Linked DNA regions of Homo sapiens: region 2 is linked to region 1. A link is a loop called in an ENCODE intact Hi-C map of the cell type or tissue named here. Cell type or tissue: adrenal gland. All regions are shown on one strand. Each heading gives the region's core, and the rest is flanking DNA. Links, peaks and the distances in the headings are about the cores only. Region 1 overlaps EPOP (elongin BC and polycomb repressive complex 2 associated protein). Region 2 overlaps GPR179 (G protein-coupled receptor 179).

Region 1 (15,255 bases), core at 3,271-5,770:
AGAGGTGGTAAATGAAAGGACTCTTGGCCTAACTTCAAGAGTCCCCTGGGGTTTGAAGGGGCAAAGTTTGAGTCTGGATGGAACCTGGGCTGAGGTACCTTAAGCTTCCCCCCGCAACACCCCAGCCTCAGGGATTGCGGGAGTTGTCAGAGATCTGATGGATCCGAAAGGGGCAGGGCCAGGGGATTAGGTTTGGGGTCAGAGGTTCTGTTTTCCAGGGGAGGGGTGAGATAGGCCTGGATCATGCCCTCTGCCATGCCCTCCAGCTAGGAGGATCTTGAGTCAGAGAGGATTGGAAGTGCTTTCTCCTCCACCCAGGTGAGGTCAGGGGAGCTTAGGTCTTAGGGAGATGGCAAGTTGAGGTATGAAGGGAAGCTGGGGCTTTTGGAGCTGCCGAACAACTGAGGGACCCAGTGCGCCTTCCATCCCGCACTAGTGAATAGCGCCCCCTCTTCCCCCGAAAACGAGGTGCGAGAGGAACAATTCCCACGCTGGGGAAGGACTTGTCTCCTTTTCTGTGAAAATGCTTTGTAAAAAGTTGTTATTGTTTGCATAGAGCAGATTCTTGAGAAAAACTGTTTTGGACCATAAAAGTTTTGTTTGTTTTAAAAACTGTCTCCTTTCATTTTTCTTTCCTTGGGGGTGAGGGTGGGGGTGGGGTGGGTGGGCACTTCTCTCTTTTTCCTTAACATCTGGCCTCTGTGAACCCTGCTGACCTCCCCTCCCCCTCCAGCTGTGTTGTGGGAGGAGGAGGAAGAAGGGGTGGGGGAGTGCCTTCCACCCTGTGCTTCGGGAGTCTCCATCTTATTTTGCCCCCCAAGAATGGAGAACGGGAGGAAGAAGACACAAGGGGTGGGGAGAGAATCGCTGTGAAGAGGGGGGCTGTCAGAAGTCTGGAAAGGCAGACTCCCTGATTTTCAAAGACCCCTTGGTTTTAGTAACGCGCTCCGGGTCAGCGTCTGCCCCACCCGCCTGCCTGGAGCCGGGCACGGGATGATGGTGTGAGCTCTGGGTGAAGGAGGAAGGGCTGGTGGGCATGAAATACTCTTCTTGGACTTTCCTCCTCTTCGGGGCAGGAGGAGATGCTGTTAATTTAGGTTCTTTCCTCCCTGCATCACCTGCCCCCACCCTCACTCCCCCACCCCCGCCCTGCAAGTGAAAGGGTTACAACTCAACCTGGAAGGGGGCGGGGTGGCGAGTTAAAAAACACACCTTTTGGCCAAATAAGATTTAATTCTAGTTATTTTACAGAATAGGGAACTACGTTAGTTTCCAGGGCTGCCATGACAAATCATAACAAACTTGGTGGCTTAAAAGACAGATATTTAAGCGGCCGGGTAAGGTGGCTCACGCCTGTAATCCCAGCATTTTGGGAGGCCGAGGCGGGTGGATCACAAGGTCAGGAGATCGAGACCATCCTGGCCAACATGGTGAAACCCTGTCTCTACTAAAAATACAAAAACTAGCTGGACTTGGTGGCGCATGCCTGTAATACCAGCTAGTCTGGAGGCTGAGGCAGGAGAATCGCTTGAACCCGGGAGTCGGAGGTTGCAGTGAGCCGAGATCATACCACACTGCACTCCAGCCTGGCGACAGAGTGAGACTCCATCTCAAACAACAACAACAAACCCCGATATTTCTTCTCTTCCATTTACTGGGACCAGAGGTCCAAACCTAAGGCATTGCAGGGCCGAACTCCCTCCGAAGGCTCTCGGGAAGGGCCCCCTCCGTGCCTCTTCCAGCTTCTGTGGCCCCAGGTGTTCCTTGACTTGGGGCTGCAGAGTTCCCATTCTCCCATGGTATGGCCCTCCCCTCTCCTGTCTGTCACAAGGACACTTGTCATTGGCTTTAGGGCCCACCAGACAATCCAGGATGATCTCGTCTTGACATCTTTAATTAAGTTACATTTACAAAGACCCTTTTTCCAAATGAAGTCATATTCACAGGCTCTGGGGGAGTGGGGGCTGGGGATTAGGACCTGGACACATCTTTTTGGGTTCCATCATTCAGCCCACCCCAGAAACTGAGTCCCAGAAAAGAAAGAAACTTGCCCAGACTTCTGGGGGAAGCAAACAGGTACTGAGTATTTGGGGTTGGAATAGGGAAAAGCGTGCTTCCAAGCGAGGGCCACAAGTTTCTCCGAACAGGAGCCGCCTGGGGAAAGGGGAAAGGGACCCCTGGCTTTCCCTAGGCTCTGAGCTCCCGGGAATCTGGGACTCCCTCTCCCACGCCAATACGCTGGAGCCCGAGAGGGTCTGAGGAAGTCTGCTCTCCCTCCCAGGTGTCTTCAGCCCCTGCTTCTACCCCTCCCTTCCTCCAGTCCCATGTCCTCTAGGGCTGGTGGCCACCACGTTGGTTTGTCAGGGATGTGGTGGTCATAGTCTTATTTCTGTCTGGGTCTCTAAGCTCTTACAGCATCACCTGTTTTCCTTCTGTCTCAAAGGGTCTCAGAGGGTCTCCTCTCCATGTGCCTCTGGGTCTCTACCCTCCTCTTCAGGGTCTGGCAGGACCCCCAGAGTAACCCCTCGCTCACCTTCCCCTATCCCAGCCCTGCTTACCGTCTCCTCCCTCCTCCCGGGAGCATCAGCCGCCTCCAGCTCCTCTGCCTCTCACCTCTTAGACCTCTGCAGCCTGACTTCTGTCCCTGAAACCGCTTTTGCCAAGGTCAGCCAGGAGAGCCCCCAACCTCAAATTCAACAGTTGCCTCCCTGCCACCACTCCTGGACTTCTGCATAGCCTGTGACACTGCTGGACACTCACAAGGGTCTCTGTCCCCAAAGGTCCCGCCTCTGTCTTCTTCCATCTCCTCCTTCTCTTGCCCCCCTCCCCCAGAAGCTTTAAAAAGACAAAGTCCGATGAAGTCCGGTGGCGCCTGCCCTCCACCCTATCTGCCCGCAGGATTCTGTTTTCCTCCCCTAGGTCATCAGCTTGCACCTATATGGGTAAATGACTCCCACTTGACTGTCCCTGCCTCCTCTCCCTCCAGCACCCCTCCTGAGCCTTGGTCCCGCATCTCCACAGGGACAATGGCAACTCATTTGCCCCTGTCAAAGACCAAGCTCCTGGTCCCTGCCCACAGCTCCCTGCCCACAGCAGTCCCCCTGGTCAAGTCCACATTCTGGTTACAGCTCTGCTTTTCTCCCCATTACTTCCCCTGGACTCAGCACCTTGAATTCTCAGCTGGGTCCTCCCATTTGACCCACAGCTATCTATTTCCAAGCCTCCCCCTGCTTCTCCCCTCCCAAGGATCTCACAATTCTGTCTCTAATCTCCACTCCATCATGGTGCAGTGTCCCCTACCTCTAGGCTGGACTATGACAGTAGCCACCTAACTATTAATAGTTTCTGGGTGTCTGGTTTTTCTCTGATGCCCTCAGATCAGTTTACCTTCTTACTGAGTGGGTCCCCTGATAGTATTAAATGCAGCCTCCTTGGCCTGTCATTTGGAGCCCTCTGTGATTTGGCCTTAACCCCCAGCTCCCTCAACCAACTTGGTTCCCATTACTTCGCTTTATACCAGTGAAGGTATACCTGGTCTACTAGGCTGGAATGCACTTCCTTCCCCAGCGCCCCCAGCATGCCCCTCCCTGCTTTCTTTACCTTCATTCTCCAATGCAAAATGTCATCTCTCCCATGAAGTATTTTTTGATTCCCCCAGTTAGATGTGCTTCATGCCACCTCTAGACCCTCTTCACTCTTCTGTGTCTGGTAGGAAGGGACTGTGGAGTGTGGAGGGCGAGTGCGGCTTTGGGGCCAGACACTCCCGCTCCCCTCTGTCTATGGAGAACCTGGGTCAGGGGACTCGAGGCAGAACCTTCCTGACCTAAGCTTTCATTTTATTGCCTTGGCCTTAACTGAGAGTCATTGACATGTAACAACCATTTCAAAAAAAAATCGCCCCTGCAATTGTAAAAACTTCCTGAGAAGGCTGGCAAGGTAGCTTGTGTCTGTAATCCCAGCACTTTGGGAGGCCAAGGCGGGGAGAATCACTTGAGCCCAGGAGTTTGAGCCAGCCTGGACAACATAGGGAGAACTTGATGCTACCAAAAACAAACAAACAAACAAAAACAAAAAACAAGCTGGGTGTGGTGGCGTGCACCTGTAGTCCCAACTACTCTGGAGGCTGAAGTGGGACGATTGCTCAGCCACTTCAGGGAGATCAAGGCTGCAGTGAGCTGTGATCACTCCACTGCACTCCAGCCTGGGTGACAAAACGAGACCCTGTCTCAAAAACAAAAACAAAAAACACTTCCTGAGAAGACACTGTCCAGTGTGCCAAGTCCCCCTATGCTGTGTTCACATTTTCTCTAAGATAAAAAGTTAGGGTATTGATGACAAAGTTATAATTATTTGTGATTTTTCTTGTGTCCTTCTACAGTGATCTTGTATCTCTTGCTTCATTTTTTAAGGTCCTGGATCAGTGCCTTGCACACAGCAGGCACCTAATGAATACTTGCCCAATGCATTTCACCCCACCTCCGTTCCTCCTGACCCCTCCACCCTTGTCTAAAGCATTTTTAAAAAGCCTCATTTAAATGACTGCACAGCAGCTTGGCGAGTGACCCTTGGCCAGAATGCAGTTCCAGAGCTTGTCCACTAGATGCTGCTGTCTGCTAGCACCAGAAAGAGGATGGCGAGCCAGAGAAGGGTGGCTGGGGAAGGGATTCATTCTCCCAGGCCATGGAGTGAGAGCCCTGAGGGGGATCGATGTGCAAGACGTGGTCTCTGCACACAAGGAACTTAAGCAGGTGTCAGGTGTTTTACAGGCATTATTTTGCTTTCATAGCAATAGATAAGTACTATTTGTTTAGCAGATGAGGAAATGGGACTCAGAGAGGTTAATTAACTTGCCTGAGGTCACACAGCCAGTGGAGGAGCAAAGTAGCTCTGGTCTGTCTGACTAGGTTTCCTCCTGAGTGGTTATCATAGCAAGCACTGTAATGGCATTTCCTTGGAACCAGGCCTTGTTATATTATGCTTAGTTGCTCATGTAATCCTCAGGACACAACATGAGGTAGGTACTATTATTTATTTATTTATTTATTTATTTATTTATTTATTTATTTATTTATTTTTGAGACAGAGTCTCACTCTGTTGCCCAAGCTGGAATGCCGTGGCGCAATCTTGGCTCACTGCAACCTCCACCTTCTGGGTTCAAGTGATTCTCATGCCTCAACCTCCCTAGTAGCTGGGACTACAGGCGTGGGCCACCATGCCTGGCTAATTTTTGTATTTTTTAGTAGAGACGGGGTTTCACTATGTTGGCCAGGCTGGTCTCGAACTCCTGACCTCAAATGATCTGCCCACCTTGGCCTCCCAATGTGCTGGGATTACGGGTGTGAGCCACCGCGCCCAACCGTGGTACTATTAGCTCCATTTTGCAGATGAGAAAACTGGGGTTCACAGAGGTTAAGCCCATACAGCTACGGAATTGTGTCCTTTGAGTTTGTGCTCTAAATGACCACACTGCTGCCATGTTTCACCACCCAGCAGCAACCTGTTATGGGGTGGGAGTAGCCCCCACCAATATGTAGAGGTCCCAGAGCTCTGTTCCAGAGACACAAAGACACAGAGCCTGCCCCCAAGGTCCCTAGAGTGGCATGGGGAAAGCAGGACATGCAGTCCCCTCCTTAGGGTGTGGACTCTCCACAGATGTGCTGAGCGACTCAAGCTGAGTGTTGAGTGTTTTACCCTCTCTGGGGCTCAGTGTCATCACCTAAAATCAGGGGACTCTGTAACAGAAAGTGCCTCTCAGACGCAGACTTGCCATCCATGGTGATTTTTTTTTTTTTTTTTTGAAACAGGCTCTGACTCTGTCACCCAGGCTGAGTACAGTGGTGCGATCTTGGCTCATCGCAGCCTTGATCTCCCAGGCTCAAGAGATCTTCCCATATCACCCTCTCGAGTAGCTGTGACCACAGGCACGTGCCACCATGCACAGCTAATTCTGTTTATTTTTAATTTTTTTTTTGAGACGGAGTCTTGCTCTGTTGCCCAGGCTGGAGTGCAGTGGTGCAATCTTGGCTCACTGCAACCTCTGCCTCCTGAGTTCAAGCAATTCTCCTGCCTCAGCCTCCTGAGTAGCTGGGATTACAGGTGCCTGCCACCATGCCTGGCTAATTTTTGTATTTTTAGTAGAGGCGGGGTTTAACCCTGTTGGCCAGGCTGGTCTCGAACTCCTGACCTTGTGATCCACCCGCCTCAGCCTCCCAAAGGGCTGGGATTACAGGTGTGAGCCACCGTGCCTGGCCAATTTTTTTTTTTTTTGAGATGGAATCTCGCTCTGTCACCCAGGCTGGAGTGCACAATCTTGGCTCACTGCAACCTCCACCTCCCAGGCTTAAGCGATTCTCCTGCCTCAGCCTCCTGAGAAGCTGGGACTATAGGCGTGCACCACCATGCCTGGCTAATTTTTTTTTTTTCTATTTTTTTAGTAGAGACAGGGTTTTGCCATGTTGGCCAGACTGGTCTAGAACTCCTGACCTCAAGTGATCCGCCCACCTTGGCCTCCCAAAGTGCTGGGATTACAGGCGTGAGCTCTGTTTATTTTTTGTAGAGATGGGGGTCTCATTATGCTACTCAGGCTGATCTTGAACTTCTGATCTCAAGGGATCCTCCTGACTCAGCCTCCCAAAGTGCTGAGATTACAGGCATGAGCCACTCTACCCGGCTTCCACGATGATTTATTACAAAATCATGGCACTTAAACAAACAGAGGGAAGTTACCTACTCTAAAATGCACCAGAATTTCAGCTTGATGATCATTACACATGTACATTACCTGTGTGATCGCCACCCAGACCTAGATAAGCAACACTTCCAGCCTTTGGGAGGCTGTGTGAGGCCTGCTCCCAGTTGATCTCCTGACCCGGAGATGACCACCATGCCGGCCTCTGTCACCGAAGATCCGTTCGGCTTGTTTTTGACCCTCATAAGAATGGAAGGTACGTTTTTGGGTCTGGCTTCTTTTGTTCAACATTATGCATGGGATTCATTCATGCTGTTGCATGAAGCTGTAGTTAACTCATTTTATCACCGTGTAGTATTTGATTGAATGAATATTCTGCAATGTATATGTTTTCCTGTTGATGGATGTTTGGGCTGTTTCCAGATTTTAGTTTTATGTATAAAGCTACGTGTTACAGTTTTTATTGTTGTTGTTTGTTTGTTTGAGACAGAGTCTCGCTCTGTTGCCCAGGCTGGAGTGCAGTGGAGTGATCTCAGCTCATTGCAACCTCTGCCTCCCAGGTTCAAGCAATTCTCCTGCCTCAGCCTCCCGAGTAGCTGGAATTACAGGTGTGAGCCATCACGCCTGGCTAATTTTTGTATTTTTAGTAGAGACGGGGTTCTGCCATGTTGACCAGGCTGGTCTCGAACTCCTGACCTCCAGTGATCCACCCGCTTTGGCCTCTCAAAGTGCTGGGATTACAGGCGTGAGCTTCTGTGCCCAGCCTTTGTGTCACAGTTTTAAAGGAGAAGAGAAAGGAGCTAACATTTCTCAAGCGTTAAGCGTTAACTGTCTCCAACAATGGGCTAAGGACTGGAGATGAGAAATAACTAAAACCTCATATTGCTCTCCGACAGCTCACCACCTAGCAGGGGAGAGAGGTAAGTGAGCAATCAGGACAAGACAGGCATAGAGGTGGAGACTGGTGAGGTTGAGGGAACAGTGGAGCATGTGGGAAGAGCATCAGGGCATCAGAGGGGGCTTCTCAGAGAAGGAGCTCTCTGAATTGAGTCTTCAAGGATATAGGAATCCCTGAAGTGAAGGCCGGGAGGCACTGGGGCAGAGCACACACAAAAGTGCCAAGATTTGAGTGGCTGGAGCACAGGGTACATGTGACAAGAGATGAAGTAGACCGAGGTCAGATCACAAAAGGTCTTATATGTTAGGGTAAGGAGTTGATTCTGAAGACAAGAGGGAGCCCCTGAAGGGTGACCCAATCAGACTGTGAGAGAAGAGGGCTCAGGAACAGGCAGGGTGAATACTCACATTTCATGATTCATGGGAGGCTGGTGTGGAGTCCCTGGGGGTAGAGGCAGGGGGGCAGGGGTGGAGGCTGTGAGAACCCATTCGGGGGCGGGGTCGGCGGGGAGAAGGAGAGGACAGTCTCGGTGAGGGGGTCCTTACAAGGTAGACTCACCAGCTTTGGTGACAGATTGAATGTGGGGTGAGGCAGAGGAGGAGTGTGGCTTGAGTCCCAGATTTGGCCCTGTTGCCTGCGTGGGTTTGTGGCTGAGAGAGGCCTGAGCTGGAGGTAGGGAGGCTTTAGGGCATCAGACAGGATTGGACGGGAATGGCCAAGGCATGCATGTGGGGTGAGAAAAGGGCCAAGAACAGAGCCCTGGGGCACATTTACAAAGGGGAGCCAAGTGCCGTGGCAGCTCACGCCTGTAATCCCAGCACTTTGGGAGGGCAAGGAGTACGGATCACTTGAGCCCAGGAGTTTGAGACCAGCCTGGTCAACATAGTCAGATTTTGTCTCTACTAAAAATTAAAAAAAAAAAAAAAATTAGCTGGGCATGGTGGTTCGTGCCTGTAGTCCCAGCTTTGTGGGAGGTTGAGGTGGATCACTTGAGCCCAGGAGGTCGAGGAAGCAGTGAGCCATGATCATGCCACTGCACTCCAGCCTGTGGTGGGCAAAAGAGGGAGGCTTTGTCTCAAAAAAAAAAAACAACAAAAAAAGGCGGGGGCTGGGGAGGAATGGCCAGGGAGAGAGTGGGGAGAGAGAGGGTGGAGAGGAGGGAGAGAGGGGGAGGCTCTGGGGGCTCTGGTGACCACTGCTCATTGTCCACCCAAATCTGAGCTCCCTGTGCCAACTGGGTAGGCACATTTCCCAGCCCCTTTGCGGTCAGGTATGACTATGTGATTTAATTCCCACCACTGGGCTGCGAAGGGGAAGGGGTGTGTGCCTCTCCCAGCCTGGGCTTTAAGACCCTGGGCCTGCCCGCCCCACACTCCCTTGCCCTTCCTGCTGGCTGGAACCCGGCATGGCAGTCACTCAGCTTCGGTCCTGAGTCACTGGCAGGGCCCTAGGGGGCAGCACAGCAGCACATGGAAGGAGCCTGGTCCCCGAATGGCTGTGAGAGCTCCCGGCTGACCTGGAGTGTTCACCTGCAACACAGGAAAGAAGCAAATTTTACATTCTTCAAGCCATCATCTTTTTTTGGATCTCTTTGTTCTAGGAGTTTAGCCTAACCAGTACAACTTAGACTAAGCTAAACAGTTTAGCATAGCCCAAATAATACAGAGAATTAACCTAATGAAAAAATAATTAGCCAAATTAATACAATGGAAAATTAAAACATAATAAAATAAAATATTGGCCTAACGAACACAACTTACCCTAACTCATCCAATAATCAAAGGAGGAGAGTATCAAGAAAGGAGGAAAACAGGGTGGAATGTCACACAAAGATGGGATAGAGCCGGGCATGGTGGATCATGCCTGTAATCCCAGCACTTTGGGAGGCCAAGGCGGGTGGAGCACTTGAGGTCAGGAGTTTGAGACCAGCCTGGGCAACATGGTGAAACCCCGTCTCTACTAAAAATACAAAAATTAGCTGGTGTGGTGGCGCAAGCCATAGTCCCAGCTACTTAAGAGGCCAAGGTGGGAGGATCACTTGAGCCTGGGGAGGTGGAGGTTGAAGTGAGCAGTGATTGCACCACTGCACTCCAGCCTGGGTGGCAGAGTGAGATCCTGTCTTAAAAAAAAAAACAAGATCAGATACAGGATGAGGAAGGTCCACTGGCCTTGGCAAGCAGGATGGCACCAGTGACTCTAGTGAGATCTTCCTGGGGAGTAGGGATGAAACGGGAGGGAAAGAAGCAGATCCAGCCCATGCATCTCTTTTGAGGAACTTGGATGAGGAAGGGCAGAGATGAGGAAGGCTCTAGAACGAACCCAGGATCCAGCACGATTACAGTGCGTTAGGAGAGAGGGAGGGGTTGGGGACACCGGAAAGAAGAGAGGAAGGCCTCTGTGGAGGGCAGGTGCTGGGCTCCAGAGCTCAGGTGGACAGGGATGGACAAGCGTGTTCCCAAACGGGCTCAGACTCCTGCTCCTATGCACATGCACACACACACGCACGTGCACGCACACATGAACACACATGCACACACACCTGACACAAGAGCCTGGAGACAGGCTGGGCACGGTGGCTCACACCTGTAATCCCAGCACTTTGGGAGGCCGAGGCGAGTGGATCACTTGAGGTCAGGAGTTTGAGACCAGCCTGGCCAACATGGTGAAACCCCATCTCTACTAAAAATAAAAAAAAATTAGCTGGGCACGGTGGCAGGTGCCTGTAGTCCCAGCTACTTGGGAGGCTGAGGCAGGAGAATCGCTTGAACCCAGGAGACAGAGGTTGCAGTGAGCTGAGATTGTGCCATTGCCCTCTAGCCTAGATACAGGGCGAGACTCCGTCTCAAAAAACAAAAAACAAAAATAAGAAGAAGAGGGGCTGAGTGTAGTGGCTCACACCTATAATCCCAGCATTCTGGGAGGCCAAGGAGGGAGGATTGCTTGAGGCCAGGAGTTTGAGACCAGCCTGGGCAATATAGTGAGTCCCCCTATCTACAAAAAATAAGCAATTAGCCGGGTGTGGTGACGCATACCTGTAGTCTCAGATGCTTGGGAGTCTGAGGTGAGAGGATTGCTTGAGCCTGGGAGGTCAGGGCTTCAGTGAGCTGTGATTGCCCCACCACACTCCACCCAGAGAGACAGAGCGAAACCCTGTCTCCAAAAATAAAAGTAAATAAATAAATATATTAAAAAATTAGCCAGGCACAGTGGCATGTGCCTATTGTCCCAGCTACTCAGGAGGCTGAGACAAGAGGATCACTTTAGCCCAGGAGTTTGAGGCCGTAGTGAGCTATGATCGCACCACTGCACCGCAGCCTGGGTGACAGAGTGAGAACTTATCTCAAAAAAAAAGAAAAACAAACAAACAAAAAAACACTTTGGGAGGCCGAAGCGGGTGGATCATGAGGTCAGGAGTTCAAGACCAGTCTGGCCAACGTAGTGAAACCCCATCTCTACTAAAAATACAAAAATTAGCCAGGGGTGGTGGTGGGCACCTGTAATCCCAGCTACTTGGGAGGCTGAGGGAGAATCACTTGAATCCGGGAGGCAGAGGTTACAATGAGCCAAGATCGCGCCACTGCACTCCAGCCTGGGCGGCAGAGAGACTCCATCTCAAAAAAAAAAAAAAAAGGCCGGGTGCAGTGGCTCAAGCCTGTAATTCCATCACTTTGAGAGGCCGAGGTGGGTGGATCACCTGAGGTCAGGAGTTTGAGAACAGCCTGGCCAACATGGCAAAACCCCGCCTCTATTAAAAATACAAAAAGTAGCCAGGCGTGGTGATGCACTCCTATAGTCCCAGCTACTCGGAAGGCTGAGGCAGGAGAATCGCTTAACCCAGGAGGCGGAGGTTGCAGTGAGCTGAGATCACTCCACTGCAATCCAGCCTGGGCGACAGTCTCAAAACAAACAAAAAAACCAGAAGGGAAGTAGGGAAGTGAAGTGTCCTCCACCCTTGGTCCCTCCCACAGAGAGACTTGTCCTGGGGAAATAAGCACTGCAGTTCCAAAAGACAGGAGCTTATGGAGAGAAGAGGGGAGACTGGGGATCCATTCCCAGGGTTGCGGTGATCCTTGATCCCATGGCCCTGGTAGTGTGGCAGCAGGACTGCCTTTGCTGTTTTTGTGCCCCAGAGAGTGGGGACCTGGGAGCAGGAGCTGGATAGAGAGTAGGGAACCCCTGTGGGGAATCACGCCTATGGCTTATGAGGTCCATGTGTGTCTGTGTGGCCCTGTGAACAGGGAGCTCTGTCTGTGTGTCTGCTGGAGGGGGTCCTTGGGTTTGTTCGTGAGTCAGGAAGGAGTCTCTGGATATGCATGTGTGTGCACCGGCCTCGAGTGTGCGATCTCCTGCATTCGTCTATCCCACGTGCATGCGTGTGCATCTCTTGGCTCTGCACAGCTCTGTGTCTAGGAGTGTGTAACATGTGTCCCCCCTGCCTTGAAACAGAAACTAGGTCAGCCTGGAGATGTGTGGGCAGGAGTGGAGTTAGGGTTGGATTCTTCAGCAGTACCAGGCTGGATGGGGAGCGTCATCCAGCTCCCCATTCAAATTGGCCAGGTGCAGTGGCTCACTCCTGTAATTCTAGCACTTTGGGAGGCAGAGGTGGGAGGATTGCTTGAGGCCAGGAGTTCGAGACCAGCCTGGGAAACATAGGGAGACTCTGTAAACAATTTTTTTTTTTTTTTGAGATGGAGTCTCGCTCTGTCACCCAGGCTGGAGTGCAGTGGCGGGATCTCGGCTCACTGCAAGCTCCGCCTCCCGGGTTCACGCCATTCTCCTGCCTCAGCCTCCCCAGCAGCTGGGACTACAGGCGCCCGCCACCACACCCGGCTAATTTTTTGTATTTTTAGTAGAGACAGGGTTTCATCGTGTTAGCCAGGATGGTCTCGATTTCCTGACCTTGTGATCTGCCCGCCTCGGCCTCCCAAAGTGCTGGGATTACAGGCGTAAGCCACCGCGCCTGGCCCAAAAAATTTTTAAAAATTGGCTAGGTGTGGTGGCTTGTGCTTGTAGTCCCAGCTCAGCTACTCAGGAGGCTGAACGGGGAGGATTGCTTGAGCCCAAGAGATCAAGGCTGCAGTGAGCTATGATTGTGCTGATGCACTTTGGTCTGGGTGAGACAGCAAGACCTTGTCTCAAAAAATAAATTCATAGTAATGCCCCTCCCTCCATCCCTTCCTCCTCTACATTAACCTTGGCATAAAGAGAAGCTGCAGGTAGCCTCTGAGGGGCTTCTCCCCTTGGTAGGGACAAGGACTGAGAGGCATCTGACCAGAAGCGGGAGGGAGGGCTGGGTTTAGTTAAGACGAAGGTGTGGGCACCTATTTCTAGATCTTGCCAGGGATGTGGGAAGGGGCAGCCTGCATTGTTTTCTGCATTCCTCTGGGCAAGGACACAATAGGGCCAGGGCACTCTGCCTAGGGACCTGGCTGCATCAAAAGGACCTCCAGTGCCAGGAGGGAGAACCCTTCCTCCTCTGGACCCTGAGTGCTCCATTCAGGGAGACATCGGTTTGTCTGTTCCCCCAGCGCTGAATGCTCCTTGATCTGAGGTCCGTAAGTCCCAGACCCATAACCCACCGCATCGCCTGTGTATAATGGGAGCGGGGAGTGTAAATGCCAGGATCCACATGGGCAGTGGGCCAGCCCCCGTGCCAAGCCTCTTTGGGGGAGGAAGTGCTCTCCCCACCCCAGCCTCGCGCCCACCCTGCCTCCAGCTTCCCACTTCCTCCTCCATCTGAGCCTTGCAGCAGCAGCACCTCCTCTCTGGGGCCCAGCCAAGTAGCACTCAGCCCACGGCAGGCAGGCTCACAGCAGCCACAGAGCAGCCTTGCTCCCCGGCACCTGCTCCTCTCCTCTCCCAGCCTCCTCCGGACCCTCCCTTCCTGTCTTCTGCAACCTGGAGTTTGCACGGAGAGCCCCCTGTCATGTCTGGGGCTCTGTGTTGGGTGCCTGGTTGGTCCAGTTGGTCCAAGTCCTGATGAGCTCTATGTCACCCTGAGCAAATGTGGCCATCACCTCTGTTAGTCCTTTCTGAGTTCCAAGTCAGTCCAGACCCCTGTGGCCACTGTGGGTTCCATGTCACTCTGGACCAAAACGGGCACCACTTCAGTCTAATCCCTGTGGGCTCTGTGATTTCCTGAAGCAACATGGGCGCCCTATCATTCAGTCCCACCCCACCAGGCTCCATGTCACTCCAGGCCCTGTGAGCCCTGTCTCAGTGTGGGCTGCTACAGGCTCCCTGACACCCTGGGCTGGGTTCTGTGTTGGTTTGGGCCAAGTTAGGTGTCCTATAGTTCTAATTCCATGACAGGCTGGACACTGTGGACAGACACCATCTTGATCAGCACCGTGGACCTCCCCTTAGGCCAGACGCCTTTGGGCTCAGCCTCTGATCCCACTCTGGACTCTTGTGGGTCCTGTGTTCGCCTGAGCCAAAGGGAGCTCCGTGTTGCTCTAGCTCCTTGTAGTCCCTCGCCACTTTATGGGGGCCGGGAGGCCAGCAGCACTGGCATCACCTGAGTCTTGCTAGTAATGCAGACTCTTAGGCCCCACTCCAGGCCTCCCTAATCGGAATTGCATTTACCAACAAGATCCTAGACGATCCTGGCACATGTACAAGTTTAAGAAGCGCCATCATCAAATGCATGCTGACCTGAATCAAGGCAGGAACCTTGCTGACCTAATTCCACGTGAGCTCCATGACACCTGGGCCAGTGTGGTGACAAGAGACACCCCCCCCCCGCCCCGTGCCCCATGTGAGTGGAGGTGTTCTCCCTCTAGACACCCCTACTCCTGCCACACAGGTCTATGCCTCTCCTCTGTCTCCCCTTCTTTTCTTCCACTCGGAGGCCTTGCCTCTAACCAACTTCCTTCTCCAAAACCAATGCCCATTCCCCTGCCCAGCGTGTCTGGCACCCCCTGCACAGAATCCAAGCACAAAGGGCTTTTGTCATCCCTCACTCTGAGCCTGGCTCTGGGGCTCCTCTTGACCCTCCCTCCCGGCCAGCCTCCTGCCGCCACCTCAGGCCACCCCAGCTGGAGGCTGCTGCGGTACTTTTCCATCCCTGCTGTTCTCTGCCTTACACACACATTGCACAGATAGATCCAAAGTCTATATCTATATATACCTCTCACCCCCCCACCCCCGGACGTCGTGCGTCTCGTTTGCCAGGCTGTGGTCGTGCAGTCTGTCGCTCGTTAAGGCTCTGTCTCAGATTTGCATGTTTAATATTTTATCCAGGAAGTGCTTCTGGCTGGGGCTCCGGGAGGTGGTGTGAAGCCGACAGAATGTCAGGCCCCGGAATGGTTGCTCACGGGTGGTGGCGGTGGGATGAGCGTCTGCGGGACTGGGGATGGTGACGCCAGTTCCTGGCTGCTTGTCTGGGCTTCAGCATTGGGGTGGGGTGGCAGGAGGTGGGCTTGGGGAGAACATGTTGGAGATCAGCTCCCCCAGCTGCACGGACAGCTTCCCTTCTTTGGGCCACATGGCTATCAGAAGGAGGGGCCCCGAATTTGAACTTACTTTTTAGGTTCAGCAGCTCCACTAGGTCTTAGTCACTTCCGTGTCCGGGGATTTTCCAGGAGGAAGAAGCCCTTTGACTCCATGGGGAAATGGCGGTAACTCATCCTCTTCCTGGTTCACCCTGTACCCGGGACAAACCATGTA
Region 2 (15,255 bases), core at 7,593-10,092, 330 kb after region 1:
CTCAGCCCAGAAGTCAGGTAAGTGGGTTTGTGCAGGATTTGATGCATGTGTGGGGATGTAGGGGAAGGAAGTACAGGTCCCCTCAGCTGTGCCTGGGCCATTTGGCACGAACATGTGCATGCCTGGGGGGCACACAGATGTGGGTATTTGTACTCAGCTGTGTGTACTTACAGTCGGCTCTGGGAATCTGCAACTATCTGTTAACACATACAGGTGTGAGTGTACATGTGTATAAATCAATCCATATTTATCTGGGTTTATGTGCTTGAGCACATGCAGGAATGTCTGTGAGCCTGTGCATATACAAATAGGTATACATATGTAGCATACATCTATATGCAGGTATACACATGTGTGTAGAGATATGTCAGTATAGCTGGGTGCAGTGGCTCACGCCTGTAATCCCAACACTTTGGGAGGCTGAGGCGGGTGGATCACCTGAGGTCAGGAGTTCAAGACCAGACTGACCAACATGGAGAAACCCCATCTCTACTAAAAATACAAAATTAGCTGGGTGTGGTAGCGAGTACCTGTAAACCCAGCTACTCAGGAGGCTGAGGCAGGAGAATCACTTGAACCTGAACCCCAGAGGCAGACGTTGCGGTGACCCGAGATCACGCCATTGCACTCCAGCCTGGGCAACAAGAGCAAAACTCTGTCTCAAAAAAAAAAAAAAAAGATGTGTCAGTATAGACAGGCAGAGGTCTTGGCCCCCAGGCCTGAGAAGGGAGTGCAAGAGGCAGGAGAGGTCTTGGTGTGGATGACAGTGACAATCTATGCACCAGGCTTGTTAGTGGAGAGCTGGGTGGGCACTCCAGGCGTTCAACCTACTGCTCTCTAGCAACTGAGAGCTGTAAAATGAGGCTTCCCCGGAGAAGGAAAACTTTTTTTTTTTCAAGACAGAGTCTCGCTCTGTCGCCCAGGCTATAGTGCAGTGGTGCAACCTCGGCTCACGGCAGCTGCAGCCTCCCAGGTACAGATGATTCTCCTGCCTCAGCCTCCTGAGTAGCTGGGATTACAGGTGCGCATCATCATACCTGGCTACTTTTTGTATTTTAGTAGAGATGGGGTTTCACTATGTTGGCCAGGCTGGTCTCGAACTCCTGACCTCAAGTGATCTGCCCGCCTCGGCCTCCCAAATTGCTGGGATTACAGGTGTGAGCCACCACACCCAGCGGAAGGAAAACTCTTGAGGGGGCTTGGAATCAATGCTCTTTCTGCCAAGGAGCTGGCTGAGTCCCCAGGGCCATCTTCTTAAACCAAGCAGGCCGCACTATCCTGCCTGTCCTGACGCAGAAGCTTGTGATTCTCCTCCAGTAAACTACCTCCTCCCTCAACCACAGGAAAGAAGGATTGAGGGTCCTATTGGGAAGGGAGCAGCGACTGAGCCTAGGACTGCAGGGCATTCAACAATCAACACTGCTTCTCCAGCTCTGTGTCCCCATTCATTGTTCCCAGCAGGGTTCTCCTCCTGCCAGCAGGCAGCCTGGCTCCTTGCCAGCTCAGCCCAGAGCAAAGGCTGGGGAACTGCTGGTCCAGGCAGTGCCAGGTCAGGGCTCCTCTATTTCATATCTCCTTTGCTGTGATCAATTCAGACCTGGCTTGGGCAGAGAGAGGAGATGGTTAATAGCTGAGCTGATCTCTGTGTGTGTGCGTGTGTACATGCATGAGGAAGTGTGAAAATCCTCTTCAGAGATCATCAGAGCCCTGACTCCTGCCATGTCTTGACATGCGCCCTGTCTCTCCTCCTTGACAGAAACCAGGAAATGATAGGATATCAAAAAGCTGAGGGGTGGAGAGAACAACCTAGTAGAAAGAAGACTGTTGTCCACAGAGACAGTGAACATTCATAATACTGGAGAAATGGAATACATGCATGCCCTTCGCACACACTGCAGGTGCTGGGCTAAAGTTTGCAAAGACTGCATTGTCCCCAGATCTAGTGCCTGTAGGGGCAGAAAAGTGTGATCCCTTTCCTCACTCATCATAAGGGTCACAATACTCCTATAACAAAAGACAGATTAACAAGAGAAAGGCATAACAAATTTATTTAATCAAAGTTTTTTGTTTGTTTGTTTGTTTGTGTGTTTGTTTTTGAGATGGACTCTTGCTCTGTCACTAGGCTGAAGTGTAGTGGCGCCATCTTGGCTCACTGCAACCTCCGCCTCCTGGGTTCAAGCGATTCTCCTGCCTCAGCCTCCTGAGTATCTGGGATTACAGGCATGAGCCACCATGCCCGGCTGATTTTTGTATTTTTAGTAGAGACAAGGTTTCTCCATGTTGGCCAGGCTGGTCTCGAACTCCTGGTCTCAGATTATGCACCTGCCTCGGCCTCCCAAAGTGCTGGGATTACAGGCATGAGCCACTGCACCCCGCCTATTTAGCCAAAGTTTTACATGACACAGGAGCCTTCAGAAATGAAGACCCAGTGGCAGAGGCTCAGTGGCTTACACATATAATCCCAGCACTTTGGGACGCCCAGGTGGGAGGATGGCTTGAGTCCAGGAGTTCAAGACCAGCCTGAACAATATAACCAAAGCTCGTCTCCACTAAAAATAATTTTTAAAAACTAGCCAGGCATGGTGGCATATGTTTGTAGTCCCAGCTACTTGGGAGGCTGAGGTGGGAGGATTGCTTGGGCCCAGGAGTTCAAGACCAGCCTGAGCAATATAGCCAGAACTTGTCTCCACTAAAAATAATTTTTAAAAACTAGCCAGGCATGGTGGCACATGCCTGTAGTCCCAGCTACTTTGGAGACTGAGGTGAGAGAATCACTTGAGCCAAAGAGGTGGAGGTGGCAGTGAGCTATGATCATGCCACTGCACTCCAGCCTGGGCAACAGAGCAAGACTGTGTGTCTAAGAAAAAAAAAGAAAGAATAGACTCAGGGAAAACTGTTCATTGTTATGCTTAGATTCCATGAAGCATGGTCAGCCCTGTAGAACTGTGATTGGACAAAAAAGTCTATGATCTAATGGTAGTAGACCAAATAGGGAAACTCAGCCAGGCCTCTGTTCAGCTTCCTCTTGGCCTGTCTATGTAGCATCCTTCCTCCCAGGTACAGGGCAGGATCCCTCTGGAATGAGGGTCATATGACCTACTTACTATCAGTCAAGGCAGGCCAGAGAATTTCTTTATGACCAGCTCCTACACAGAAAGGCAGGGGAAGATGAGAGTAATAGTTCTTGGTTTTATATCTTGCTCTGGGGGAGGGGGATTCTAGTTTCTATGACCTGCCTTGGGGAAGGGGAATTCTGGTTTCTAGAACTCACTTCAGCGGGGAGAAAGAGGGGCAGGAGACAAGAGAGAAGGAGAAGGTCGGAGAGACCTTACTTCTGAACCCTTCTAATCTCCTTTAGTTCAAAGTCCTCAGCATGCCAAAGTGCCATAATTCCGAGCATCATTTTCTGGGCCCCAACAACGCCCAGGGACACACGTCCACTTTGGCATCAATCACTGTGCCCCTAATTGCCAATTCACTGCCGTAGGGGGCAGGTGCAGATGGACGTAGATCTCCAGAGTGTGGACATCAATCAGTGTGCAAGTGGCCCAGGCTGGTACTCTAACACACACCTGTGTGATCTCAACAGCACCCAGGTAAGGATGAGGAGGATGGGGGGCGCTACTAGAGTCCTGCCTCCCTCCCCTTTTCCCATCACCGCCACCATGCAGCTCCCAGGAGCAGCAGACAAAGCTACCCCAGCATCTCAGGGCTTCAGGGGAGTTCCTAGTGATTGGCAGAGGTGAGATACCAGGCTTTTAAAAAGTCAGGTCACCTACAGCCTGCCCCCCCACCCCCTATTCCTCCTGCTCCTGCCCTCATTCCTTTGAAAGTTCAGTGTTCTTCCTGTCTGCTCTCCTTTCTGGTACTCAGTGCTCCAGGACCCCTCCCCAGGGTGACTTCCTGAGCCTCAGTTACTTATCTCCTTTCCTTCCCCCGGGAACACATTCTTCATGTAACACAGCTCTGGGCTCCTCTTGGCCCACAAAGGATGTTCCATTGGTCTGTCTACAAAAGGGTGTTCCATATTGCTGAAATAAATGGAATTGCTGGTTGGAGTATGGGAGGAATCTAACCAACCAAGGAGCTCGAAGAGGCCTGGGACCAGTGAATGTGATGGAACCTGGGCCAGATGCAGGTAGATTCAAAGCTACGGGTGCAGGTGACTCACAGTGATGGAGAGCACTGGCTGGAAATCATGCAAACCCAGTACTGGGAAACTGGGAGGCCAGTGAATTCACCCGCTCCATGGTTACAATCACTGCATGCTTGTTCCTGAGCTGAGCCAAAGCCAGGGCGAGCCCTGTGGCCTGCTGGGGCTGGTGGGCATATTGTTCTGTGTGCACAGGTGGTTCTACTGCTCTTCAGGGCACATGTGTCTGCAGCTAGAGGTGGAGGGATGGAAAAGGGCTCCCACCATCCAGTTCACTGTTTAACCCAGACACATTCACTTCTCTGGGTGCATGTTTGTCTAATTGTGCAGACTGTGTAGTCCAGTGGTCCAAGCAAGAGGGGAAGTTGGGCCACAGCTTCACAAGCACCACACACTAACCCTACTAAGTGAGGTCAGGGGCTCGATATAGAATCTTCCAAGGTTAACCCTTTCATTTGCGTCACTGATGTCTGTTCCCAGCCACTCCCCACAATAGATCTGACCTCATTTGTTCATATTCCCTGCCTGGCTCTGAGGTCTGCTCTGTCCCCTGCCGGGCAAACATCAATAGGAGGAGGTGGAATAAAGGCTGGCCTTGGCATCCCACCAGCCTGGCATTAGCCTGGCATTAAGGCTGGGAAAAACAGTCCTGTGCGAAAGCCAGATGGTCCCTGGTGAAGGAAGCTGCTCCTCCGTGGGGGGCCTTTCCAGTCCATTTGTGTGCCAAAGATGGAAGCTGATGGGGACCCTTTGAAGTAGGATGTAGGCACACAAGGTATGGCTGGGCTCAGAACTTTCCCTACTTCCATCTCCCCCAGTACCTTGCCCTAGCAAGAGCTGGCCACTAGGAAATGGGTCCTATGAGGCTCCTGTCACTGCCAGTCTGAACAAAAGGGTGATTTCTCCCTGTACTCTTTGCTTAGGGTCTCTTTGGGAAGAGAGGCAACAGCAGGGGTCAGGTAGGGTTTCCACAGAGGGAAGGCTTCCCAAGGACTAGAGAGGGCTTCTGGAGGGATTCCCTAGTGTGGACCCAAGTCCCATGGATAGGGAGGTAGATGGACCCTCCATCTCTCCCAGGAGGGAAAGCTCTTCCAGAGAAAGCCCCACATAAACACATACTGTGTTTGTTGTCCCCATAGTGTGTCCCCCTGGAGAGTCAGGGCTTTGTTCTTGGCCGCTACCTCTGCCGCTGCCGACCTGGATTCTACGGGGCAAGCCCCTCTGGGGGTATGTAAGTGTGGTGGGGGCCAGGCATGTGTTTTACATGAGAGGATGGTTGGGAGGGTACATCTGGGGAAGAAAGCCAGATTGGGGTGAGACACTGGGAGGGAACTTGTGGGGCAAGGGCAGAAGGTTGAGAGAGGCAGGAGAGGCAAGCAGGTTGCAGTGTGGGGGTGTCTACACCTTCTGAGTATGAGCCTGTAACATGCAAATATGATGCAAGTTGGCCTCTCAAGGAGCCCTAGCCTGGTGTCACCTCTTCCTGGTACTTTGCCCTCCCAAGGAAGCACCCATTCCCACTTGTCCCTGGAGCCCCAGATCACAGGAGAACAGGGAGAGGGCTGTGGTGACTATCAGGGAAAAGGCTGGGATGTCAGGATGCTCTAGCTGGGCCCCTCTCCCTGCACTCATCTTGTTCTTTATAGGGTTAGAGGAGAGTGACTTCCAGACTACCGGGCAATTCGGGTTCCCAGAAGGCAGATCTGGGAGACTGCTGCAGTGTCTGCCATGTCCTGAGGGCTGCACCAGCTGCATGGATGCCACACCGTGCCTGGTGGAAGAGGCCGCGGTGCTGCGGGCCGCTGTGCTGGCCTGCCAGGCCTGCTGCATGCTGGCCATCTTCCTGAGCATGCTGGTCTCCTACCGCTGCCGCCGGAACAAGGCAAGGAAGGCCCCACACCTCCTACACACATGTCCGACCCATCTCAACTGGAGGCCTGAGACTACCTAAGACCAGAATTTAGGAGAAATTGGTTCTAATCTTGATTCTAAATCTAACTCACTGTGTAGCATGATGCAAGTGATTTCTCCGCCTTGGACCTGCTTCCTCATCTGTAAAATAAGGGCATTGAACTTGATTCAATAAATGCTAGTTGAGTATCTACTCTAAGCAAAACACTGCCTAGGCTCAAATGGAAGTGATCTGGGCCTGCATGGAGTTCCCAGTTTAATGGAGGAAGCAGACATGTAAATAAAATGACAGCACAGTGAGATGGGGGCAAGGATGGAGGTGTCTGTCAGCTGCTGTGGGAGCTTACAGAAAGTCATCCTGCCTGAGATGGCATGGGAAAGACTTTCTGGATGTGACATGAGCCAGGCTTGAAGGTTAACTGGATACTTACTGGGCCAAGAAGGGGTACCCTATTCTAGACAAGGGAGCAGCCTGACCCAACGCTTGAGGAATGCATGAGATCCCTTCCAGCTCCAGCAGCCTCTGATTTGAGCCTAGGTCTGCAGCAAGGCCCTGAGCAAGACTGGGAGGAACACAGGGATGTGTGTGTGGGAATGATGTAAAACCTTGGCCTTAGCCATGTTTAGTGCCAGTGGAGTTGAGCCTGGGGTAACAAGGGACGTGGATGTGGGCAGAGAGGGCAGAGCCAGTGTTACAGGGTGAAGCCTTAGCTCAGGGTCACTGAGTGACCGTTCACATAGGCCTGAGAGCCTCTAGAACCATCGTCCAGACTCTGCTCACATGCCTCTCTCCTTGCTTCACAGAGGATCTGGGCATCTGGAGTGGTCCTGCTGGAAACTGTCCTTTTTGGATTCCTGCTGCTTTACTTTCCTGTGAGTCTGTGGCCACAGGCTGGCCCCACCTTCCAGCATCCCCCATAGCCAAAACCTGGCACCCTCCAAGCCCCAGAACCCTTCTCTGCCCTCTGGAAGGGATTCAGAGACCACAGATTTCCCCTACTCTTACCCACAAATGGCAAGCTGGTCTATGAGCTCTGGAGCCTCAGGCTTATTAGGAGCTCTGTGACTTGCAGTGTGATTTAGGGCAAGTTACCTAACTTCTTTGACACTTCAGCTGCTCCTCTGCAGAATGAAGGTGGTGATGGCTCTATTGCAGGGCTGTTGGGAGGATCCACAGTGTGCTTAGCATAGGCCTGGCCCACAGCAGAAGCATAGTAGAGAGCAGAGATTTTTGCCCCTTCCCACCAGGTCTTCATCCTATACTTCAAGCCCAGTGTATTCCGCTGCATCGCTCTTCGCTGGGTGCGGCTGCTGGGTTTTGCCATCGTCTACGGCACCATCATACTCAAGCTTTACAGGTACGGCCTGGGGCAGACTTTGCTCTCATGCTGCTCATCCCAGACCACCCCAGCTCACTCATGGAATGGTGTTTTTCAAAGCCAGACCCTTGCCAGCCCCACTCCCCTCTACCCCCAAGGCCAACCCCCATCACCATAGCCTTGTCTTCCATGTTACTTTGTGGGGGGGTAGCAAAAGGCAGCAAATCACAAAAAGGATGGAAGGACAAGTACCTGTGTGGAGGAGAGGGCAGCAATGGACAGAGACCAGGGCGCTGGCACCCTCTTCGTGATCCACCCAGGTCCCTGCCATCCACCCTGTGTATTCTAACCCTCGCAGAGTGCTGCAGCTGTTTCTGTCTCGAACGGCCCAGCGGAGTGCCCTTCTGAGCAGCGGGCGGCTGCTGCGGCACCTGGGGCTGCTCCTGCTACCTGTGCTGGGCTTCCTGGCTGTGTGGACCGTGGGCGCCCTGGAGCGAGGCATCCAGCACGCACCTCTGGTGATCCGAGGCCACACTCCCAGTGGCCGCCATTTCTACCTCTGTCACCACGACCGCTGGGACTACATCATGGTTGTGGGTGAGCTGCTTCTGCTGAGCCCAGCCTTACGCTGGTCCCTGCCTCTGTGCCTCCAGGGTTCCTCTTGTTCTGGTTCTCCTGACTTGTCCCCAGACCCCGAGCCCAGGCTCCCCCCAGCACATCTTTCAGAGAAAGGGGTGGGACAGCTGCTGAGGTGGTGCCGGCTCTCTCCCTCCCTGTCTCCCCACAGCTGAGCTGCTGCTGCTGTGCTGGGGCAGCTTCCTCTGCTACGCCACACGGGCTGTGCTCTCGGCCTTCCATGAGCCACGCTACATGGGCATCGCCCTGCACAATGAGCTACTGCTTTCCGCTGCCTTCCACACAGCCAGGTGAGGACGGACTCACCTCCCCACACCCCCTTCCACTCTAACAGTACTCCTCACCTCTCCCAGGTGAGGTGCCCCCATCCCATGCCATCCTGGCAACACTGCTACGCCTCAGCACGTTGACGAAGGCCCCCACTTCTGGCTCTCTCCCTACCCCCCAGATGCCCCTTCTGTACTCCATGCCTGGCCCAGGTGAGGAGGCCCCCAACACAGAAGAGGAGGAAGAGGACCTTCCTCCTAACTCCTCACCCCTCCCAAAGCACCTCTCCAGCACCCCAACATACCCCTTTCCACACATGCTCAGTCCTCCCTGCCTTCTCCCCTCACTCCTCAGCCATAAGAGCAGCAGGCTGCTGTTTGTCCATAACGACCAGACCCTGTGGTGGAGGCAGAGTTAACCCACAGAGTGGGCCTAAGAGTCTGGAGCACAGGTCTGTGCTATACACAGCCAAAGAAAGTGAGCTGGAGTATTCTGGGAGGGCGTCTTGGAGGTTGGGATTAACAGGATTGAAGTGGGACCTAAATCCTGGAGAGGGCAGGAGAGGGCAGAATGCCCCCTCGTCCTAAGCGTATCAGGGTTGGGGCTGAGGTGAAACGCCAGTGAGAAGGCAAAGCAGAAGAGGCAACTCCTGCCTGCAGTAATGACCTGCGCCCCTATCCCGCCCCAGGTTTGTGCTGGTTCCCTCTCTGCACCCGGACTGGACCCTCCTCCTCTTCTTCTTCCACACCCACAGCACAGTCACCACCACGCTGGCTCTGATCTTCATCCCTAAGGTGAGGCCCTCCCCTCCTGCCTGTGAGGTGGACCCCAGCCCCTCTGTCAGGGCCACTGTGGAGCGGTTGTCCCGCAGCGCCCTCTGCAGGCCAGGGTGAGGACGACAGAAGGTGCTGGGTGAGTGAGCACAGTGCCAGGGGCCCTAAGCTAGGAGCTGACTTGAGTGGGGACACTCTCTGCTTCCAGTTCCTGGGCAAGGGAAAGAAAACCCAGGGCTGGAGGGGCTCCCTCCTGCAGCTGGAAGGTTGGCACACTCTGAAAATCTACTCAGAAGCAGGTATACAGGGAGAGGTGGGAGAGCTGAAGGACCCGGCTAGGAATTGCAGGGTCAGGGGCTTAGAACCACCCTGCTGTCTGAGCTAGAGAAGGTCAGGGAGGATGAGGGGAGTAAAACTCTAAAGATCCCCAGAATTCCAAGTCAGAGAAGGGGGTGAAGCGTCACAAAGTAAGGACGCATTCCACAGGGCAGGTGAGTGCAGGAGTGGACAAGGAGCCAGGGCGAGTCTTTTTCCCACTCTTATGCACCCCTGCCAGTTCTGGAAGCTGGGGGCTCCTCCCCGGGAGGAGATGGTGGATGAGGTGTGTGAGGACGAGCTGGACCTGCAGCACTCAGGCTCCTACCTTGGCAGCAGCATCGCCTCAGCCTGGAGTGAGCACAGCCTGGACCCTGGAGACATTCGGGTATGTGCCACCCTCCCTGCCTCCTTTCAATGCTAGCTTTTAGGAACTGGGCAGAGGGAGGACTGGGCCCTGCCACCTGGGCTATGTGCCACTGCAAGTCCTCTTCCCTCCAAGACCTGCCCTCTCCCTTCTCCACTGGCCTAAACTGATTCCCCTGACTCTATTCAAAGGAGGCCACACACACCCAAGTGGGAAGACCCCAAAGCCCCAGAACCAGATCCCGGAGGCTCAGGCCATGTGGCAAGCTAGAGGCAGGGCCGAGAGTGGAGCCCTACTCCTTCGCATCCTCCACTCTCACTCAGCAGGGGCATCAGGTCGGGGGCAGTCTAAGAAACCCCTCAGCTGGCTGGGCACAGTGGTTCATGCCTGTAATCCCAGCATTTTGGGAGGCCAAGGCAGGCGGATCACTTGAGGCCAGGAGTTTGACCAGCCTGGCCAAATGGCGAAATCTCGTCTCTACTAGAAATACAAAAATTAGCCAGGCATGGTGGTACATGTCTGTGGTCCCAGCTACTCAGGAGGCTGAGGTGGGAGGAGGATCACTGGAGCCTGGTAAGTTGAGGTTGCAGTGAGCTGAGATCGCACCACTGCACTCCAGCCTGGGTGAAAGAGTAAGATTCTGACACACACACACAAAAAAGCCTCAGCCCCCAGCAAAGCAGGATGGTTGGTGCCTAGGGCACCTAGGGCCAGCCTAGGGCCAGCTGTGGGGCTGGGTAGTTCAGGCAGTGAGTAGCCACCAGGATCCCCTTTCCCTGGACCTGGCAGGTCTTAGAGGAAGTTCTTCCTGGGTCTACACTGGAAAAGCATGCTTATTCTCATTTCTGTGCTCAAGGGGATCATTATAGTCACCAGAACCCTAACAAGAGGCTCAGTGGGTAAGATACAAGGAGAGCTGATAATCTAAGCCCATTGTTTTATACAATCCAGAGTCTAGGAACCATCATGGGAAGCCATTCTGTCCACCCCCTCCACCTCTACTGGGGCCGTCTTCACACCTGACTTGTTTACAGGCCCACAAAGCAGAGTCCTCTGCATCTCCTGAGTCCTTCCTTGTTCCAGTGCCTCTGCCCGTTTCCCCCTTGTGTCCTCACCCTCTGAGCTCTGCCTGCCCTGCCTCCTGAGACCCCAATCCAGCTGAAGGGCCAGGGAGTATGGAGGGGCAGCTCCACCCCTGACCCTCCACTTTCTGGAACACAAGCCAATCTGCGGCCCCTATGCTGGATCTGGGGAGAAACCCAGAACAGAAGACTTCTAAAGCCCCGTTCCATCATTTACACCTGAACACTGCATATTTCAAACCCACTAGTCTCATCAATCTCATATAATGCTCTTAAGGAAGTTAACACTGGTCACCCAGGTAACATTGCTTTACAGAAGATCCAGAGGCTCAGAGGGAGGGGTCATGAAAACAGCCTCCAGGGACACAGCATATTGAGTGTCCCCAAGCTACTAACTTCCCACTAGACCACAATGCCCCAGAGAAGGGGGTACACATGAGTCCTCCGAGCTGACTGGATCTGGCTGGGACTCAGGTTGGCAACTGGTCTCACAGGAACAAAGAGGTGAATTACGAGAGTTTTAGAAGCAGGGAAGAGATACAGCTTGATGGAAAGAGATCCCTAAGGGAAAAAGGTCTAGGCAAGGGTGGAGGAACAGACAGCCAGGGGATGGAGAGAGCTCACCTGCAGCCCTGCTTTCCTCCCTGCTGCCCCACAGGACGAGCTGAAGAAGCTCTATGCCCAGCTAGAGGTCCACAAAACCAAGGAAATGGCCGCAAACAACCCCCACCTGCCCAAGAAGCGAGGCAGCTCATGCCAGGGACTGGGCCGCTCCTTCATGAGGTACCTGGCGGAATTCCCCGAGGCCCTGGCCAGGCAGCACTCCCGGGACTCAGGATCCCCAGGCCACGGCAGCCTGCCCGGCTCCTCCCGCCGCCGGCTCCTCAGCTCCAGCCTCCAGGAACCCGAGGGGACACCAGCTCTGCACAAGTCCCGCAGCACCTATGACCAGCGCAGGGAGCAGGACCCGCCTCTTCTTGACTCACTGCTGAGGAGGAAGCTGGCCAAGAAGGCCTCTCGAACAGAGAGCCGGGAGTCGGTGGAGGGGCCCCCTGCCCTGGGCTTCAGGTCAGCCAGCGCCCACAACCTGACGGTGGGAGAGAGGCTACCCAGAGCCCGGCCCGCCTCTCTGCAGAAGTCGCTCAGTGTGGCCAGCTCCAGGGAAAAGGCCTTGCTCATGGCCAGCCAGGCCTACCTGGAGGAGACCTACCGGCAAGCAAAGGAGCGGGAGGAGCGGAAGAAGGCCAAGGCAGCCATGGCCAGCCTGGTGCGGAGGCCATCAGCCAGGAGGCTGGAGCGGCCTCGAGGGGCCCCCCTGTCAGCTCCACCTTCCCCTGCCAAGAGCAGCAGCGTGGACAGCTCTCACACCTCTGGGAGGCTTCATGAGGAGGCTAGGAGAAGGCTGCCTCATCCACCCATCAGGCACCAGGTTTCTACCCCCATCTTGGCCCTGTCTGGGGGCCTGGGAGAGCCAAGGATGCTATCTCCCACCTCCACCTTGGCTCCAGCTCTGCTGCCAGCTCTAGCTCCAACCCCAGCCCCTGCCCTGGCACCAGTCCCAGTATCCCCACAAAGCCCCAACTTACTCACCTACATCTGCCCCTGGGAGAACGCAGAACTGCCAGCCAAGCAAGAAAATGTGCCCCAGGAAGGCCCCTCAGGGCCAGAGCGAGGCCACCACTCCCCTGCCCCAGCTCGAGCCAGGCTCTGGAGGGCCCTCTCTGTTGCAGTAGAGAAAAGCAGGGCTGGGGAGAATGAGATGGACGCAGAGGATGCACATCACCAGAGGGAAGCTAATGATGTGGACGAAGACAGGCCCAAGATCTTCCCTAAATCCCACAGCCTCAAGGCCCCTGTTCAGCAGGGTTCCATGCGCAGCCTGGGGCTGGCGATTAAAGCTCTGACCCGTTCTCGGAGCACCTACAGAGAGAAGGAGAGTGTGGAGGAGAGTCCCGAGGGGCAGAACAGCGGGACTGCGGGAGAGAGTATGGGGGCACCCTCCCGATCGCCCAGGCTAGGCCGGCCCAAGGCGGTGAGTAAGCAGGCCGCTCTTATCCCCTCCGATGACAAGGAGTCCCTCCAGAACCAACAGAACGCTCACACCAGCAGGATGCTCCAAGTCTGTCAACGGGAGGGCAGCAGGGAACAAGAAGACAGAGGCAGGAGGATGACCCAGGGTCTAGGGGAACGGAAAGCTGAGAGAGCAGGTAAAACAGGGCTTGCCATGCTGAGGCAAGTTTCCAGGGACAAAAACATCAAGCAATCAAAAGAAACCCCTGTCGGGTGGCAGGAACTGCCCAAAGCTGGCCTCCAGTCCCTGGGCAGCGCTGACCACAGGGTGGCAGAGGTATGCCCCTGGGAGGTCACTGAATCAGAAACGCGTCAGCCAGACAGTGGCAACAAGGCCGAAATCTGCCCCTGGGAGACGAGTGAAGGAGCCCCAGAGTCGAGGGCACTAAGACAAGACCCAGGTGACTCCCAAAAAAAGAGAGGGGAGGCCCGGGGAAAATCAGAGCCCATAGATGTGGTTCCCATGATGCGGAAAAAGCCAGAGAGGCTGGTGAGGGAGCAGGAAGCAGTGTGTCCCTGGGAGAGTGCCGATCGAGGAGGTCTGTCCCCTGGGTCAGCTCCTCAGGACCCTGGCAGAATCAGAGACAAATCTGAGGCGGGGGACAGTGTGGAGGCCAGGAAGGTGGAGAAGCCTGGGTGGGAAGCTGCTGGCCCAGAAGCTCATACCCCTGACATCACCAAGGCAGAGCCGTGTCCCTGGGAGGCAAGTGAAGGAGGCGAGGATGGGAAACCAGCCCAAGAGGCAGTGAAGGATCTCCCTCAGGAAAAGCAGAAAACCAGGAAAGCAACCTTTTGGAAAGAACAGAAACCGGGAGGAGACTTGGAGTCTCTTTGTCCATGGGAGAGTACAGATTTCCGGGGCCCCTCAGCAGTCTCAATTCAGGCCCCAGGAAGCTCAGAGTGTTCAGGGAGTTTGGGCAGTGGCATTGCTGAAGTGTGTCTGTGGGAGGCAGGAGATGCTCCTGCTATCCAGAAAGCAGAGATCTGTCCCTGGGAGCTGGATGATAACGTGATGGGGCAGGAAATGCTGAGTCTGGGGACAGGTAGAGAATCTCTTCAAGAAAAGGAAAAAGCCTCCAGAAAAGGAAGCTTTGGAGAGATGGGGGAACAAACTGTGAAAGCAGTGCAGAAATTAAGTCAACAGCAGGAGTCAGTTTGTCCCAGGGAGAGCACGGTCCCTGGGCACTCCAGCCCATGTCTAGACAATTCCTCATCCAAAGCTGGTAGCCAATTCCTATGCAATGGAGGAAGCAGAGCAACGCAGGTGTGTCCACAGGAAGATCTCAGGCCGGAGGCACAGGAAGCAACACCTGCCAAAACAGAAATCTGTCCCTGGGAGGTAAATGAAAGAACAAGAGAGGAATGGACATCAGCACAGGTGCCAAGAGGAGGAGAATCTCAAAAGGACAAGGAGAAAATGCCTGGAAAATCGGAAATCGAAGATGTCACAGCTTGGGAAAAGCCTGAGGGGCAGATCCAAAAGCAAGAAGCGGTCGGCCCCTGGGAGAGTGTGGACCCTGGCAGCTTCTCCCCACAACCACGTCCTCAAGACACAGAGAGACCCCAAACCCTTCTCCAGATGTCAGGCAGTGTGGGAAGCAAAGCTGCCGACATTTGCCCTTTGGATGTGGAGGAAAACTTGACTGCTGGGAAGGCAGAAATCTGTCCCTGGGAGGTGGGTGCTGGAGCAGGGGAGGAAAGGGCTTTGGGAGCTGAGGCCATTAGGAAATCTCCAAATGATACAGGCAAGGTTTCTGCAGATCTTGGACCCAGGGAGAGAGCTGTTACTGCTCCAGAGAAGCCACAGAAGCCAACCCCAGAGTGGGAGGTGGCTTGTCCCTGGGGGAGTGTGGGTCCAGGGGCCTGTTCTCAGCATCCAGGTACTCTAGATGCTGATGGACCAAAAGCTGGGTTCCAGGAACTGGATCATATGGGCTGCAGGCCAGGTGAAGTGTGTCCCTGGGAAGCACAGGAAGCTGCTACCAGTGAAAAAGCCAAGATCTGTCCCTGGGAGGTAAGTGAAGGAACTACTGGGAAGGGATTGGACCAAAAGGCAGGGAGTGAATCAGCAGAGCAGAGGGAGAAAGCTCTAGAAAAGGGGAGACTCACTTCCCTGGGAGAAGACGTATCAAAAGGGATGGCAAAACTGTGTCAACAACAGGAAACTATTTGTATTTGGGAGAACAAGGACTTGAGGGAATCCCCTGCTCAGGCCCCCAAGATCTCAGACTTGCCCAGCAGCATGAGTAGTGAAGTGGCAGAGGGACATTCCTTGGAAGCAACAGAGAAGGGGGACCTGAGACAAGACCCAAAGACAGGTTCCTTCCCAGAACACATAACCCAAGAAAAAGCTCCAGCTGCA

Evidence for each region. Hi-C counts contacts between places; a loop is a spot of excess contacts. Peaks named below come from ENCODE experiments on the same cell type or tissue, not always from the same donor. Only the 100,000 strongest peaks of a DNase experiment are listed, where the experiment ranks them.
Region 2: a loop joins it to region 1, with 2.5 times the contacts of the local background. A loop is called at or near these places in 8 of 110 quality-filtered maps.

Annotation. Positions count from the first base shown.
Region 1 is chr17:38,657,060-38,672,314 of GRCh38, reverse strand. EPOP (elongin BC and polycomb repressive complex 2 associated protein) reads left to right here. Exons shown (of 1, transcript NM_001130677.2): 1 at 1-612. Among named protein-coding and RNA genes, the nearest start is that of EPOP, 10 kb to the left of the region's middle. RefSeq lists a silencer at 225-519 and enhancers at 4,465-4,759, 13,110-13,609, 15,025-15,255. In adrenal gland, for the core only: CTCF peaks have their summits at 4,392 and 4,593 (motif pointing right); a DNase peak (open chromatin) is centred at 4,674.
Region 2 is chr17:38,327,758-38,343,012 of GRCh38, reverse strand. GPR179 (G protein-coupled receptor 179) reads left to right here. Exons shown (of 11, transcript NM_001004334.4): 1 at 1-17; 2 at 3,488-3,596; 3 at 5,293-5,380; 4 at 5,800-6,035; 5 at 6,869-6,937; 6 at 7,313-7,422; 7 at 7,742-7,980; 8 at 8,171-8,309; 9 at 8,975-9,080; 10 at 9,616-9,762; 11 at 11,482-15,255. Among named protein-coding and RNA genes, the nearest start is that of GPR179, 8.6 kb to the left of the region's middle. RefSeq lists enhancers at 1,158-1,682, 9,758-10,258. In adrenal gland, for the core only: a CTCF peak has its summit at 9,114 (motif pointing left); no DNase peak of the experiment used is centred there; H3K27me3 peaks cover 793 bases.